Linked DNA regions of Mus musculus: region 2 is linked to region 1. The links are chromatin contacts, found by Hi-C or POLR2A ChIA-PET in ENCODE. All regions are on one chromosome and are shown on one strand. Each heading gives the region's core, a stretch centred on a gene start or an enhancer-like site at or near the end of the contact. The rest is flanking DNA. Distances are from core to core; before and after follow the strand shown. Region 1 holds the start of Tmem17 (transmembrane protein 17). Region 2 overlaps Gm51939 (a long non-coding RNA gene).

Region 1 (7,433 bases), core at 3,466-5,965:
CTCTTCAATTATTTGTCTCTACAGTCTGCTGATATTTTTGCAAACAGGTGGTGTGGATTAAGTGTGGACCATGCCTTTCTTAAAGCATTTGGGAGACAGTGGATCACTGTGGTTTGGGGCCAGCTTGGGCTACATAGTAAGAAAAAAAAAAAAAGGACTATCATCTGGGATGGTAGTATACTTTTGTAATCCACACACTCAGAGGCCAAGGCAGGGAAAGAGTGATTTTGAGCCTAGTCAAAGCTACATATGTGACCTGTTTTTTTTTTTTTTTTAAATCCAAAAGAGGAATGCAAATATGAAATTTTATTCAACAAATGATTAACACTGCCTCCTTTGTAGGGTTTCTATAATAAGCTATAAAATGAATGAATAAAAACAAATCTCTTATAGGCTAGCTCTTATATAATACTCTAAAAAATTTTTCCCTTTCAGCAAATCCCAATCCTATACATTCCTTAATGTTCAATCTAGTGCCATTCCTTACATCCTTCCTTAATTATGTTCCCCCACTCCAGTAGAAATCTTTCCCTTCTACGTATTTGCCTCTGAACTGTGTATAAGAAGTGCTGGTTAGGGTCGGAGAGATGGTTCAGTGGTCAAGAGCACTAGCTGCTCTTGCAGAAGACTGGGTTCAGTTCCCAGCACCTACATAGTGGGTCATGACCACTCTAACTCCAGTTCCAGGAGATCTGGTGCCCTCTTCTGGCTTCTGTGGGCACTAGGCATACATGTATATACGTACACACACACAGACACACACAGACACACACAGACACACACAGACACACACAGACACACACACACACACACGCGCGCGCGCGCGCAGAAACACATTCATACACACAAAATAAAAAATAAAAGACTCAAATTCTTTTCCTCTAAGATGCAGTGTGATGTACATGAGCTTTAGAAGCTCATGATTTACATGAGCTGTGATGGTTTGAATGAAAATAGCTCAAACTGGAGGGGCTGGAGAAATGGCTCAGTGGTTAGGAGCACTGACTGCTCTTCCAGAGGTCTTGAGTTCAATTCCCACATGGTGGCTTACAACCATTTGTAACAGGATCTGATACACTCTTCCGGTGTGTGTCTGAAGACAGCTACAGTGTGCTCATATAAATAAAAATAAATAAATAAATAATATTTAATATATATAAATATATAAATATTTTTAAAATATTAAAAAATATTATATATGTATATGAAAAAAGAAAAGAAAATAGCTCCTAGGGAGTGGTACTATTAGGAGGTGTGGCCTTGTAGGAGGAAGTAAGTCACTGGAGTTGGGCTTTAAGGGTTTCAGATGCTTAAGTCAGATCCACTATCACTCTCTTTCCTGTTGCCTGTTGATCTGGATGCAGAACTCTCAGCTGCTTTTCCAGCACCACATCTGCCATGACGATAATGGACTAAACCTCTGAACTGTAAGCCAGCCCAAATTAAATGTTTTCCTTTACAAGAGTTCCTGTGGTCATGGTATGTCTTCATAGCAATAGAAACCCTAAGTAAGACAGGAGACAAGAAATTCCAGGTGCCAGAGTTGGGATGCATTATTACATCTTTCTGGGGTCACCTAATCATCTCTGATTTGATGACCCCTCACTGTCACTGAGGCTGTTGTGAGGGTCTCCACTCTTACCACTGTGCCTGGCACACATAGTTGGCACTCAACAAACAATGCCCTTTCCTTATATACGTAGACAACGAAGTCTTGGTGTAAGCACAAATTTCACTTTCATTTCCTGTTCTAAATCTTGCTTTCTACAGTGAATACCAAACATGCATAAGCAGAAAGAACAAAATTTCAAAGGCATGTCATTGTACATGTAGCCATTTGTGACACACATGTTCCATTTACCAGACTGATTACCCAACATCTTTTGTTTCTGTATAAGGGAAAAGGTCCTTCAACAAGAATTTTTTTTTTTTTTTTTGGTTTTTTTTTGAGACAGGGTTTCTCTGTGTATCCCTGGCTGTCCTGGAGCTCACTTTGTAGACCAGGCTGGCCTCGAACTCAGAAATCCGCCTGCCTCTGCCTCCCAAGTGCTGGGATTAAAGGCGTGCGCCACCACGCCCGGCAAGAATTTTTTTTTTCAAAAAGGTTTATTTATTATTATATGTAAGTGCACCATAGCTGTCTTCTGACACTACTATCTGAAGAGGGCATCAGATCTCATTACGAGTGGTTGTGAGTCACCAGGTGTTTGCTGGGATTTGAACTCAGGATCTTTGGAAGAGCAGTCAGTGCTCTTACCTGCTGAGCCATCTCACCAACCCCCTCAACAAGAATTTGATTATAAAAATTGAACCCTAAAAATACATTATAAATTTAACTACATTCTTATTTTAAATTGGTTGTTCTAAATGTAAGAATTTAGAAATTACAAATTCCTTGAGACTGTTTTTTGTTTTTCTCTGCATAGTTTTTTTTTTTTTTTTAATTGACATTTAATACTTTTAAAACAATCATGGGGTTGGAGGCTGGGAAGATGGCTCAGCGGGTAAGAGCACTGACTGCTTTTCCAGAGGTCCTGGACTTAAATCTTGCACCCACATGGCAGCTCACAACTGTCTGTAACACAAGCATACATGCAGTCATACAAGCATAAACGCCAATGCACATAAAATAAAAATAAATAAATTAATGAAAAATTCATGGTCTCTAGAAGCAAATTAAGTTTTAAGAGCAAGGCTGACTATTGTGGTCTGCTTTTTCTTGCTTTGACTTCTTAAATTATCCCAAATATAGGAATGATTTTTTTTTTTCCAAGTCGGGGTTCTTTGTAAAGGCCTGGCTCTCCTGGAACTTGATCTGAAGACCAGGCTGGCCTCGGCCCCTGCGTGCTGGGAGTACAGGCATGCACTACTACCTCTGGGCTAGGAATTTTTAAAATTTGTTAGCGCTAAGGAAAATCCACTAGGATTTTTTTCATTATTATTATTTTACTTTGGGCAACAGTACAATTCTTGATCCATTGTGGGTGTGATCTTACAGTCAGATTCGCCAAGAAGAAAACAGGAAAGTAATTACACACTAGCTAAGCTGATACTTTTAGAACCTTTAGAGCAGAAACTGTAGTCTTTTTTTTTTTTTTTTGCAAAGAGACTGAAGCAGGAATATTTCAAGATCAAAGCCAGTCTGGACTACTTAGAAAATTTCAGGATAGCCCAGGTACTTCTTGATTGCATTGTAACCAAATAAATTTTGTTGTTGTTTGTTTTAAAGGCTATGGGGATATAGCTTGAGAAGAGTGGCTGTTTAGAATGTCAGGGTTTTGATTTTATGTAGGCTCATGTCCATACTTCAACACATCAAATTTATACAATTGAAAAATCAGACCAAATGAAGAGGAACCACAAGGCACAAGGTGTGAGTTCATTAAATTTTACAAAAGTTCCAGTTAAGTTCTGTAATGAGATAAAATTTAAGTATTATATAATTGGTCAGACAAATTTTTCTGACCAATTAATTGCCTGTCTTGGCAGAGACAGTGAACTTAAACAGCTTTTCTCACGTTTGAATGTCTGGGAAAACAATATTTTCTGACACGTAAGAACCATAAGAAATTACAGGGCTGATGTCTTTACCTAGTTCTATTGCTGTCCACACCATCACGACTATCTAGGCTGCTGAGGCTCTAAAGAACTTCAGAACAAATGTCACCCCCGCCCCCCCCACACACACTTTTTTTCCCAGAGACTTTGTATTATTCGATTTTAGTGCCCCGTACGGCTCACACTTTGAATCGGAAACACGAAATCCTAATTTTACAGGCTTTTCTCCATATAGCGTAAATTACACGAATGACCAAGGTGACAACATGCAATGATGGCAAGTGGTTTGCTTTTCAATGCCCTATTTAAGAAATAAAAATAAAAATAAGAAAGCCCAAACCAAGCCATCGAAAGGATTTCCAATTCCTTGATTTCAAAGGAGACAACCATGTATGCTGTCCTCCTGATTGAGGAGGCAGAAGCTGGAGTTAACTCGTTGGTATTTCGTTTTTAGATTTCGGGAGGAGAGTTTTTTATACAGGGAGAAAGAAGGAACAGGCAGAGGAAGGCCTTGTCGGTTTGGCAGCAGCCGGTCTTGCTCTGCTAGGAGGGGTTTGGACACAGCCCGGTTTTGTGTGAGCCGGCGGCTGTCACGCTGGGGACTCAGCGGGGACCCGCGTGGGGAAGAAGGCGTTCCTGATCCGCATCCTGATCCGCTCGGCGACCGCGCCACCGGGTGCAGTAGCTGCGGCGGCGGAAGCGCGTGGTCTCCCGGGTCCGCCGCAGGGCCGTGGTTTCTCCCGGGGCACAGAGCCCTGGCTGAAGCCGGAGCAGCCATCTTTCACCCGGGCACGGCCTGTGCGGCCTCCCGCCCGCGAGCCACACCCCCGCGTGGGCCTGCGCCCTCGCCACTCACCGGCCGCATCACTGGACTCTGGCCCGGTGCGGCTGGAGTCGCCGAACACGGTGAGGCTGAGGTTGCTCAGGCGCTGGCGAACAGGGTCCGGCAGCTCCATGCCTGGCCTGCCCGCTGGCCTCTCACACACCCGCTAGTCGGCGGGCACAGCGGCGCGTGGCGGTTCCCTTGGCAACCGGGCAGTGCGGGGCCCCTAGGGACCTGGTACCTGGGCTTCCCCGAACGCTACAGAATCCTCCAGAGGCTTCCCCTTGGAGAGGCGAGCCAGGGCCACGGGCCCGCAGCCTAACGTGGCCTAGTGCTGCTGAAAATGGCGGGTTCCTCCGTCTTGCTTTAAAGCCGCGTCGTCTTAAGATGATCACAAGTAATAAGCCATTCGGACCTGGGCTGAGCCACAAGGAGCTCTCACACCATAGCAATTCCTCTGCAAAATTGGTGCACCATTTCTTGAGGGAAATGGAAAACGAACATAGATATTTTAAAAAAATGCCCTTGACATTCTTTTTATTATTATTAGATATTTTCTTTATATACATTTCAAATGCTATCCCGAAAGTTCCCTATACCCTCCCTCTGCCCTCCTCCCCTACCCACCCACTCCCACTTCTTGGCCCTGACATTCCTCTGTACTGGGGCATATAAAGTTTGCAGTACCAAGGGGCCTCTCTTCCCAATGATGGCCAACTAGGCCATCTTCTGCTACATATGCAGCTAGAGACATGAGCTCTGGGGGTACTGGTTAGTTCATATTGTTGTTCCACCTATAGGGTTGCAGACCCCTTCAGCTCCTTGGGTGCTTTCTCTGGCTTCTCCATTGGGGGCCCTGTGTTCCATTTTATAGATGACTGTGAACATCCACTTCTGTATTTGCCAGGCACTGGCATAGACTCATATGAGACAGCTATGACAGGGTCCCTTCAGCAAAATCTTGCTGGCATATGCAATAATGTCTGGGTTTGGTGGCTGATTATGGGATGGATCTCTGGGTGGGGTATTCTCTGGAAAGTCCATCCTTTCGTCTTAGCTCCAAACTTTGTCTCTGTAACTCCTTTCATGGGTATTTTGTTCCCTATTAGAAGGAGGAATGAAGTATCCACCCATTGGTCTTCCCTCTTCTTGATTTTCTTGTGTTTTGCAAATTGTATCTTGGGTGTTCTATGTTTCTGGGCTGATATCCACTTATCAGTGAGTGCATATCTAATGACTTCTTTTGTGATTGGGTTACCTCACTAAGGATGTTCCTCAGAAAATTGCCCTTGACATTCTTAAGAGGGTGGATGAGCCAAGCATACCTGCTTCAGAAGACAGGGAAATAACTTAAAAGTATTGAAAGCAGTTGTTTCTGGAATATAGGTGATTTTAAAACTAAAAATATCAGCCTTTCCCTGCTTTCTCTTAAGACATATCATTTTAGCATTTAGAAGGCAGAGACAGGAGATCTCCAGTTTAAGGTTAGCCTGGGATACATTGCAAAATCCTCAAAAACCAAAACAAACCATTAGGTGTAATAGACATAAAGAAAAGCACAGTCGGATGTATTAGGTCCCAGGTCAGTCAACAGTATCATCATCTCCAGGAGCTACCCTTTCTCAGTTGCTTGTGAAGCAGTGGCCTGTTTTATACTTTATAGTAGACTGATTGCACATTCAAGTTTAAAAAGAAAATCTGACTTTGCTGTCAACATTTTTTATGAATTTTCTTTCATGTTGATAAGTTCCTGTGTAATTTCTACTTAGGAGCAGTTATGACAAGTGCCACTCTTGGTGAAAATGCTTGTTGATGAACATACATGTTTATGTTGAGTATAACATACACATTTATGTAGAGTGTAACCTACATGTTTATGTTGAAACATACATGTTTATGCCAGTGTAACATGTTTATGTCGAATGTGTCCGGGGAAGTGCTGAGGCAAGTGGTATGTAAGACCAATTTTATTGGGATCTGCCAAGGCTTTCTCAAAGAGGTTTCAGCAAACTCTCCAGCTATATTCGAACATTCCTGTCACTCTGTGAGCTTTACCAAGACTTATATTCCACTCTTCCCTTTTAATCTTTCTGGTAAAGGGTTCTGGGCCTAGAGATATCTCAGTGGTTGCCAACACTCATTGATCTTGCAGAGGACCCAAGTTCATTTCCCTTTACCCACATGGTGACTCACAACCATCTCTAACTCCATCAGAAATCTCTTTCTGATCTCCAAGGGCATCGAACACACAAGTGGTGTACAAACAAAACTTCAGGCTAAATTCGTGTAAAATGAATAAATCCAATTTTAAAAGTCAAGATCATGGCAAGCAGTAACATTTTACAATTCTTTTCATAAAATATAGTTCTTGTTCTGAAGGGAGTAAGAAAGAATCTATTCTGAGCTAACTATGAGTGCCTGTAGCCTGGTAACGTGGATTCAGGTCATCCTAATAATGTTTGTACTATTAGAGAATGCAAGATAGCCATAATGCATCTACTAAATACATTACTGGCGATGTTGGGTAGGCAGGTCATAGCAAAGCAGGGACATCTCTGCCACAGGCCTCACATGCTGGGAGTTTCCAGAGTATGTGTTGTGCATTGGGTTCATTGCTATTTGTGTCGATTCAGCTCCCAAAATGTCTGTGCTGAGGCTCCCTGCCCCAACTTGGCTCTGATTAGGAAATAAAGTTGCCATCGGCCAATGACTGGGCAGGGAGACAGAACTTTAGATTTCCCAGGCAAGGAAGCAGGAGAGAGAAGGGCTTTTAGAATCGTCATGGTAGGAAACCGGGAGAAATCAGACTTGAGGGAGCAGGAGACAAAGCATCCAGCCATGTAAGAGTCAGGGAAGCAGCCCTAGGGCCACTTCCCCAATTGGGTCTGGGAATAGGAGAGATGAAATACAGATTTCAGAAAACAATAATTTAGGAATATCAGAGGGGAGAGTATGCTAGTCACAGAAAGGTTTGGAAATGCCCAGCCATTGTGCTGTTTAAGGCATATTAAAAATAAAGCTGCCTGCCTCTGTGTGTGTGTGTGTGTGTGTA
Region 2 (7,433 bases), core at 2,760-5,259, 49 kb before region 1:
TGGGCATTCAGAGAGCAAGAAACTGCAGGAAAGGGGACTCTGCATGGCAGGGTTTTCATGCCAGGATCAGGCTGTTGGCAGAAGAACAGAGCTGGGACCTGGAAACATGGTCAGAAATCAGTTTGGCTTTGACTCAGCATTGGAAATCCCTCAGGCTTTTCATCTTGAACAGACTTTGGGTCAAGACAGAAATAAAATTTTAATGCATTAGCCAGAGAAAAACAATTTTCAAACCTGGCCTTTCCCTGCCTCTCTCCCTAGAGGCCCACTGACTGCTATGTGGAGTACAGATGCTCTTCCAGCAGGGAAGGGTAAAGGCGAAGTTGTTCGTTTCTTCTCTGCTATTCGTTTCCTCTCTGCTATTCGTGATCTGGAACCTCGGAGCTTGAGAAGAGTCTAGAGACATTCCCTGGCTGGAGACAGACAGCACAGCCCTCTTGGTGAGCTTCAGGCCTCATCACCAGGAGAATGACCTCGAAAGCAGGTTGGAAGAGAAGGTAGAAGTCACCCAGAGAGACAAAGTGGGTGCTGCTTTTGTGGAGGCGACGAGGATGCAAAGGACCTCATCTTAGTAATAGTGAGGTACCGTGGCTGTGAGCACCACCTGGGATCCTGGAAGCAGGAGCTGTGCCCTCCGGCTAGATGATTTGCTGTTGTCTGGCCCATTTTTTTTTTTTTCTTATCAGATATTAGGGAAGTGCTTGTTCTATGTTACAGTATACACATAAATCCTTGCTTTGATCCTTGTACGTCAGTCATTTTAATAATTGTATTCGTTTCTGATAGCCATGAACAGACTGGGTAGCCATTTGTGATAGTTCTGGAGACCGATGGTCCCAAGTGTCTGGGTGAAAATCACTTAGGTGGCTGCCACCTCCCCTCCTGGAGTGCCTCGGGAGAGCTTGCTTTCTTACAGGTTTAGATTCTAAAGGTGCCACATTCCTTCGCTTGTGACCCCAGTTTCCAAGCCAGTCACAGCTGGTTGACTCTTCCACAGTTCACTTCATTTTTGTCACCCACCCTCCTGTCTCCTTCTTTTAAGGCTCTCCTGATTGCCTAAACAATCCAAAGTGGCCTTTTCATTTTCAAATCAGCAACCTTCCTTGTGCACACAGCTGTTCTCTTTGCCAGGTAACCTGACACACTCACAGGCTCTGAGGGTTGGGGCGTGATATCTTTAGGGCATTGTTACTTTTGGTTTACCAAGATAGTAAATGCTCACCTTTCTCAAAGCCCCTCTACAGGCTCATCTGACCCTAAAAATGCCTTCGAGGTAGGGACTTGCTCAGGTCTCACCCTGAGCTATTTTGAAATAGAAGGTAGAACATACATGAGGCCACAGCGTTCAGTTCCTTTCAAGACTGTGGGTCTGGAAGATAGTTGTGGGGCAAAGTGTGAGGAAAGCAAGGCTTTGGGTAGGGCTAGCTCATTTGTATTCACTTGTAGAAACTTGACCGGTCCAGGTAGGATCTTCTTTGACTGTGTGCTTTCTCAACGGCTTTGAAAACGACCATCCTGATAATCTTACCACAAATAGCTTCAGTCTGAGGGTATAACCCAAACGCAGAACTAGTTGTATTTACTATAATCAGTTCCACAGAGAAATGCTGACTGTGAACTCAAAACCCTGGTGCTACCATCAGCTATGGTGGATTTTCCAGGAAGGAGAGACAGATCATTCATGGCAAAGATCAACCTATTTCAAAGACAAGGGCAGCTTTGGAGGTGGGGATTCTCAAAACCCATGATATTTCAAACAATTTACAAACACAACTAACAAGAAAGACTTCCGACTGTCATCTGCTTTCTGTGGTTCAGATCCTTAGGACCCAAGTGAACGGTTCTCTCAGTGAGTTCTGTTGTTCCCTTTTGTTTGACAGAGAGGCTGAGGAGCTGGGTCCAAGTCTAAGCCAATCAAGGATGAAAGAAAAAAAATTCTCAATCTGCTAAGGGGCTAGATTTTTTAAAAAGTGTATTTTGCAGCCATCGGTTAACTTGGTGATAAGGCGCTTCCCTAAGTGGGTTCATGATAGCACACACAAGCATCCACCTATCCTGTCTTTCACTCTGCCCCTATATGCAAGTAATTCTATTTTGGTTGTGGTTTTGTTTGTTGTGAAAGAATTGAAGACTCTCCAATCTTAGCATAATTTCCCTGTTCAGAGGCCAGATTTTAGCAAAACAAAACAAAACACCAAAAACAAAACAAAACAAAACAAAACAAAACACAATGGATGTGTGAGTGAGTGTGTGTACATGTGCACATGCATGGATATAGTAGAATACTCTATTGGGGTACTTGATCATCTTTCAGTCAGTAATAGCAGGAGTGAGCTCTTAACCATGCTTTCTGTTGCACATTTACCAGGAGACTTGAGGTTGGCAGCACAAACTCCCACCCCCACTCCACCCCTGCTCCCATCTATCCTAGAACAGCTTGGCCTCCAGGAAAGGAACTAAAGTCAAACACACTTGGGACAGGTTACTCTCAGGATGAGTGATGAGTCTGATTCTTCACGTTCCAGCCCCTAAGCATTTGCCTCAAATGATCAAAATGACAAGGCAGGAATGTTTTTGTAGGAGAGCCCGATACTGTTTCCAGTGTATTTTCCACTTGCATAACTTTGCTTTTGTCCCTGAATAGAGCATAAGGTGGAGTGTTCTCCACTGAAATAATAAAAATCTCTTTCCTGGCATGTACGTATTCAGATCTGTGCCTGATACTGTGTGTGTTATTAACTATAGCTAGGTTTGCTGAGAGCAAAGTGTTTTTATCTTTGGTGAGGAAATTTGTGAACTCTTGGTTGCTTGGCCTCCACGAGTGGAGGAAGCATTGTGGCAGCGGCTTGAGAGGTCTTAGGCTTTTGGAGTGTGTGTGTGTGTGTGTGTTTCATTTTTCAATCTATTTGTTGGTTTGGGTTTATTTGTAAAAGGGCTTATTCCATCTCATGCAGCAAGAGCTGTTTTACCGCCCAGGGAGCTGTTTTTGTAGCTTTACAGACTCAAGTTTTCAAAATAAGCCAGACACCCCTTTGTGGAAGTTTTGTGTGAGAAGGAGTCATACAATAACGCTCTAAGTGTATGTGTGTGTTAACCTCATAAACAAAAATCAGAAATGGAAAGAAAACAAGTAAAAATTTGCATTAAGATGTTATAATGGATGAAAGGAGGGTAAGATTGCTTACTGGACAAGCATGAAGAACTGAGTTCACATTTTAGTACCAGTGATAATAATGATAATAATAATAATAAATAATAATAAGCCTGGCGTGGCCACAGGAGCCTACCTAAGCATTGTACAGGATGGAGATAGGACCACCCCTGAGGCTTGCTGGTTACTAACTTAGCTTCAAGTTGAGTGAGAGATCCTGTCTTCAAAGAATAAGGACACCTAATGTCCTTCTCTGACCTTGCTGAGTGCGCATACTGGTTCATGCATCAGTATACACATGTGCATATACAGTACACTCAAGCATTCCTGTGTGCGCACACACAAGGACACACATATGCACACACAGACACACACAGACCCAGACATACATGCATGCTCGTGTGCACACAGACATATACAGACACAGACACACATACACATACACACGCATACATATGCACACAGACACACAGACATACAGACATAGTCTCTCTCTCTCTCTCATTACTAAGTAGCTTGTACATTTGAGCCCTGTGGCTTCCTCATCCATGCACTGCTGAATCAGTGAGCGTCTCCTTGTTTCTCCAGGACCAAAAACTGATTTCAAAAACTATTTGCCTGGTATTTTGTAAACCTTTATCATACATGCTGATGAGAACCCGCAGCTTCTCATCTAAGCTTTAAAAATGTAGAAGCCCTGATTCATGGCTTTGTAGAGCTGCAGAGGACTGAAGAAGCTGGGATTGTGTGCTAACAAGCAACTCTCTCATTCTCAGCGTTCCAATTCAGTCCCTTTCTGGAGAAACAGGGCAGTGTATGGGCGGCTTAGCTGGCTCAGAGCCAGCGAGGATGCAAATAGCTTTTTTCAGAACTGCCTTCTTCCCACCCTGCTGGCTGGCCCCATGTCTTCTCTGGCTTCTCAGCTTGTATCTGCTGGATTTCTGCTTTATAAAAACCAGCTATCAGTTTTATTTTAAGGGAGGTGGGGGGGCAGGTGTGGTTGCCAACTCATTGCAAAGCCTGTCTGCTTCCCAGCTTCACCAGTGGCCTCTTGCTCCAGGCCTCTTGGCTGTTTGAAATAGGAAAGGGGTGGGTCTGGGGAGCCCAGAGTTACCCCCACCTAACACTTTTCATTTGTTCTGCATTCTAAGTTTTGGCTGTAAGTCTCATAAGGATGTAACAGCATCTTCCTCATCCTAGAACGTCCAGGGTCTGCCAGGGCAAAGGACTTCAATGAATCTGTAGAACAGAACTATAGGCAAGCTACTGAATATCTCAGTTTGAATTCCAGTTCAAATAGCACTCTGGGTCTTTTTAGACCACCCCTCATACAGTTTTCTCATTTGCAAAGCAGGAAAAGTCACTGTAATCACAACAGTAACATAATACAACAATAATACAACCAGCCATGTGTTGTACAACCCCATTTCAGCCAGTGACAGACATATACAAAAGAGATCCTGATGCCAGCTGCTACTGGGAGGGCTGGAGGGAGGGGTTTCAGGTTCTTTCCTCAAAGAACTGAGCAGAGACAGGCAGTTTATTAAATGACAGTGTGCTCTGATGGAGAAGGAAGAAGACTGGAGCAGAGAAAGGGGTTGGCACCACGGTATAAGAGTGGAAGCTTTTATGTCACACAGTATGGGCTTTCTGGGTCATCTTTTTTTTTTTTTTTTTTTTTTTTTTAAAGATTTATTTATTTATTTATTTATTATATGTAAGTACATTGTAGCTGTCTTCAGACACTCCAGAAGAGGGGGTCAGATCTTGTTACGGATGGTTGTGAGCCACCATGTGGTTGCTGGGATTTGAACTCTGCACCTTCGGAAGAGCAGTCAGGTGCTCTAACCCACTGGGCCATCTCACCAGCCCCTGGGTCATCTTTTTAACATGGACTTTTTTATGCATACTCTGTCACCTGTAATTTTATGCATAATTTCATGACTTACATATCTGATTAGCATCTTAAACCTGTACTCAGGGGTATCTGTTTTTGTATTTAAAAATTTTAAAAATTTGTATATGTGCATGTGTGTGCCCGGGTATACGAATATGTTTGCACACAGGTCTATTGGTCAGAGGACACTTTTGGGGTTGGCTCTTATGTGTCTCCTTTTGTTTCTGTGACTTTGCAGTGCACTCTGGGCTAGCTGTCCTCTCCCATTTCACTAGTGCTAGGATTGTGTGTGCCACCACATCCAGCTTTGGTGATTTCTGGGCATGGAGCTCAGGTCACTAGGCTTTTCCCCCCGGGCCATCTCCCTGGTTATTAACATAGTTTTTTTTGTTTTGCTTTAAGATTTACTTTTATTTTATGTATGTTTTGCCTACATGTGTGCAGACTGTTGTGATCTGCTCTGTAGGTTCTAGGAACTGAATGCTTACCCCCTGCAAGAGCAGCAAGTGCTCTTAGCTGCTGGATCTCCTGTATTACAGAGCCACAGGTCACCTTTGGACGCTCTGCTGTATGGCTGCGTTTACCAATAGCTGGTTTTAGTCAGTCTTGCCAAGGATTTTCCAGCCTTCTTTGTCAATGTGTTTTGTTGTTGTTTTAATATGTTCATTTTGTTAGGCTTTGTGCAAGGTCTTCTGGACTTCTCTCTCTACCCAGTTCTCCCACCTCAGGACATAAGGTTGTAAGACGCTCTGGCTGTCTTAGTTTGCATAGGTGCATTCTATGGTGCTTGCATGCTGGTGAAGTAGTATTTTTCAGGACATCTTCCCTTATAACAACTTGGAGCAGTAAATAAAGTAGTAGTAAGATCATATAACATTTCACAAGCACCTACTACAAAGGGGAATCTTTTTAATTAGTCTACCAAAGGGTTTTTCCATTAGTAAAAATTAATCAAATACCTATCTCTTTAACTGTCAATCTACTTTGATCACCATGCAATGGCCCAGGATGCTGCTCTGAGTTAGTGTAATTCTAGCCTGTAGTAAAGCACTTGGACAGATGTGTTCTTCGATTAAGAACAGAGATATCAACAATGACAGTGGTATGTGACCCATTTTTATTGCTTTCACTGACACATCTGGTCTGTGATCCGATTTTGAGAAAGCGTTTCAATGTCCCCACTTTGGCTTTTGAATTGGATAGGTCTGCATCAACCTAAGTACATTCTGAAAGCATGTGTTTGGGGCCAGTGAACAGGGCAGCTAAAGAGGCATCTTACAGCAATATAGGCTAGGTTTAAATCTCAACTTGCATCTACTTCTGCATGATCATGGGCAATTGCTAGCCAGTCCTGAGTCCTAGTTTTGGCTTTAAGGAAATGGAAATGGTGTGTATCTCGCAGAGCTGTCAAAGTCCTAGCATAACATCTGGCCTGCAACAGGTGTCCGATTAAATGGCAGTTGTTATTGATATTGGTGTGGGATACAGAGTCAGATTTGGAATGCTATACTTGGTTTAAGAGGGGCTTTTAGGCTTCTTTTTTGTTTGTTTGTTTGTTTGTTTTCCGAGATAGGGTTTCTCTGTGTAGCCTTGGCTGTCCTGGAACTCACTCTGTAGACCAGGCTGGCCTCGAACTCAGAGATCCACCTGCCTCTGCCTCGCAAGTGCTGGGATTAAAGGCGTGCGTCACCATGCCCAGCTAGGCTTCTTTTTTATTCCATAAAAGTTCATGAATGAGTAGAGCTCTAGCCACCTGCTTATTGCTTGTGCATCCAGTCAACATTACTAGTGCCTGAGTATCAACATGACTGAGTACATAAGCACTGCCTTCCATACTGGAGATACTAGGCACAAAGGACTGCAGGGGAGATAGTGACCCTACTTGCCTTCAACTTCATCAGCTGACTACCCACCGTGACTGTGACTTCACTTGCCCTTCTGATTCATTGCTTCTGCTGCTCTGTTGACAACCCCTGAACTCTTCATATTGTTCCCTCACTGTATGAGATTCACAATTTGGAATAACAATTATCTTCTGTCTGTGGATCACCAGACATCTAGAGGAACTCACTTAGCTGCACAGGGTAGATTTGTTGCTATATTCTTGTTCTTTAGCTCGTTGCTTGCAGTATTTCTCATTAATTCTTTGCCTATCCCTGCTCACCCTTCTATCTTCATTACCCATGACCTGGCTTCCATACTTCTTCAGCTCCAAACTCCATTCTCTTTCTATCTGTCCTTGAGCATAGCACACACTGCTGGGATTCTGGCCACATACATTGTTGTCCACCCTGAAGTATTCCATGATATTCCCTTGGTCTTAGGGAGATGGAGTTCTGTAAGTATAGATCCCAACAGCCAGTTTCTTTCTCCTTTCTTCTTAAA

Evidence for each region. Hi-C counts contacts between places; a loop is a spot of excess contacts on that map. ChIA-PET counts read pairs that join two places held with the same protein, here RNA polymerase II (POLR2A).
Region 2: a loop to region 1 is called in a map of left cerebral cortex, with 2.2 times the contacts of the local background. The contact joins the enhancer-like site here to the promoter of Tmem17 in region 1. A Hi-C loop is called at or near these places in 1 of 37 maps with a recorded cell type or tissue (left cerebral cortex). POLR2A ChIA-PET finds 5 or more read pairs at or near these places in 1 of 5 experiments (Patski).

The regions. Positions count from the first base shown.
Region 1 is chr11:22,509,565-22,516,997 of GRCm38, reverse strand. It overlaps Tmem17 (transmembrane protein 17), which reads right to left and starts at 4,715. Exons shown (of 4, transcript NM_153596.3): 1 at 4,415-4,715. The coding sequence starts at 4,514.
Region 2 is chr11:22,557,503-22,564,935 of GRCm38, reverse strand. The region is part of intron 1 of Gm51939 (a long non-coding RNA gene); the gene reads left to right. Among named protein-coding and RNA genes, the nearest start is that of Gm51939, 23 kb to the left of the region's middle. Within about 2 kb of position 4,009, at least 2 of the 3 ENCODE cell types and tissues checked have a DNase peak (open chromatin) inside an H3K27ac peak, as active enhancers do; they include left cerebral cortex, where a contact is called at or near this core.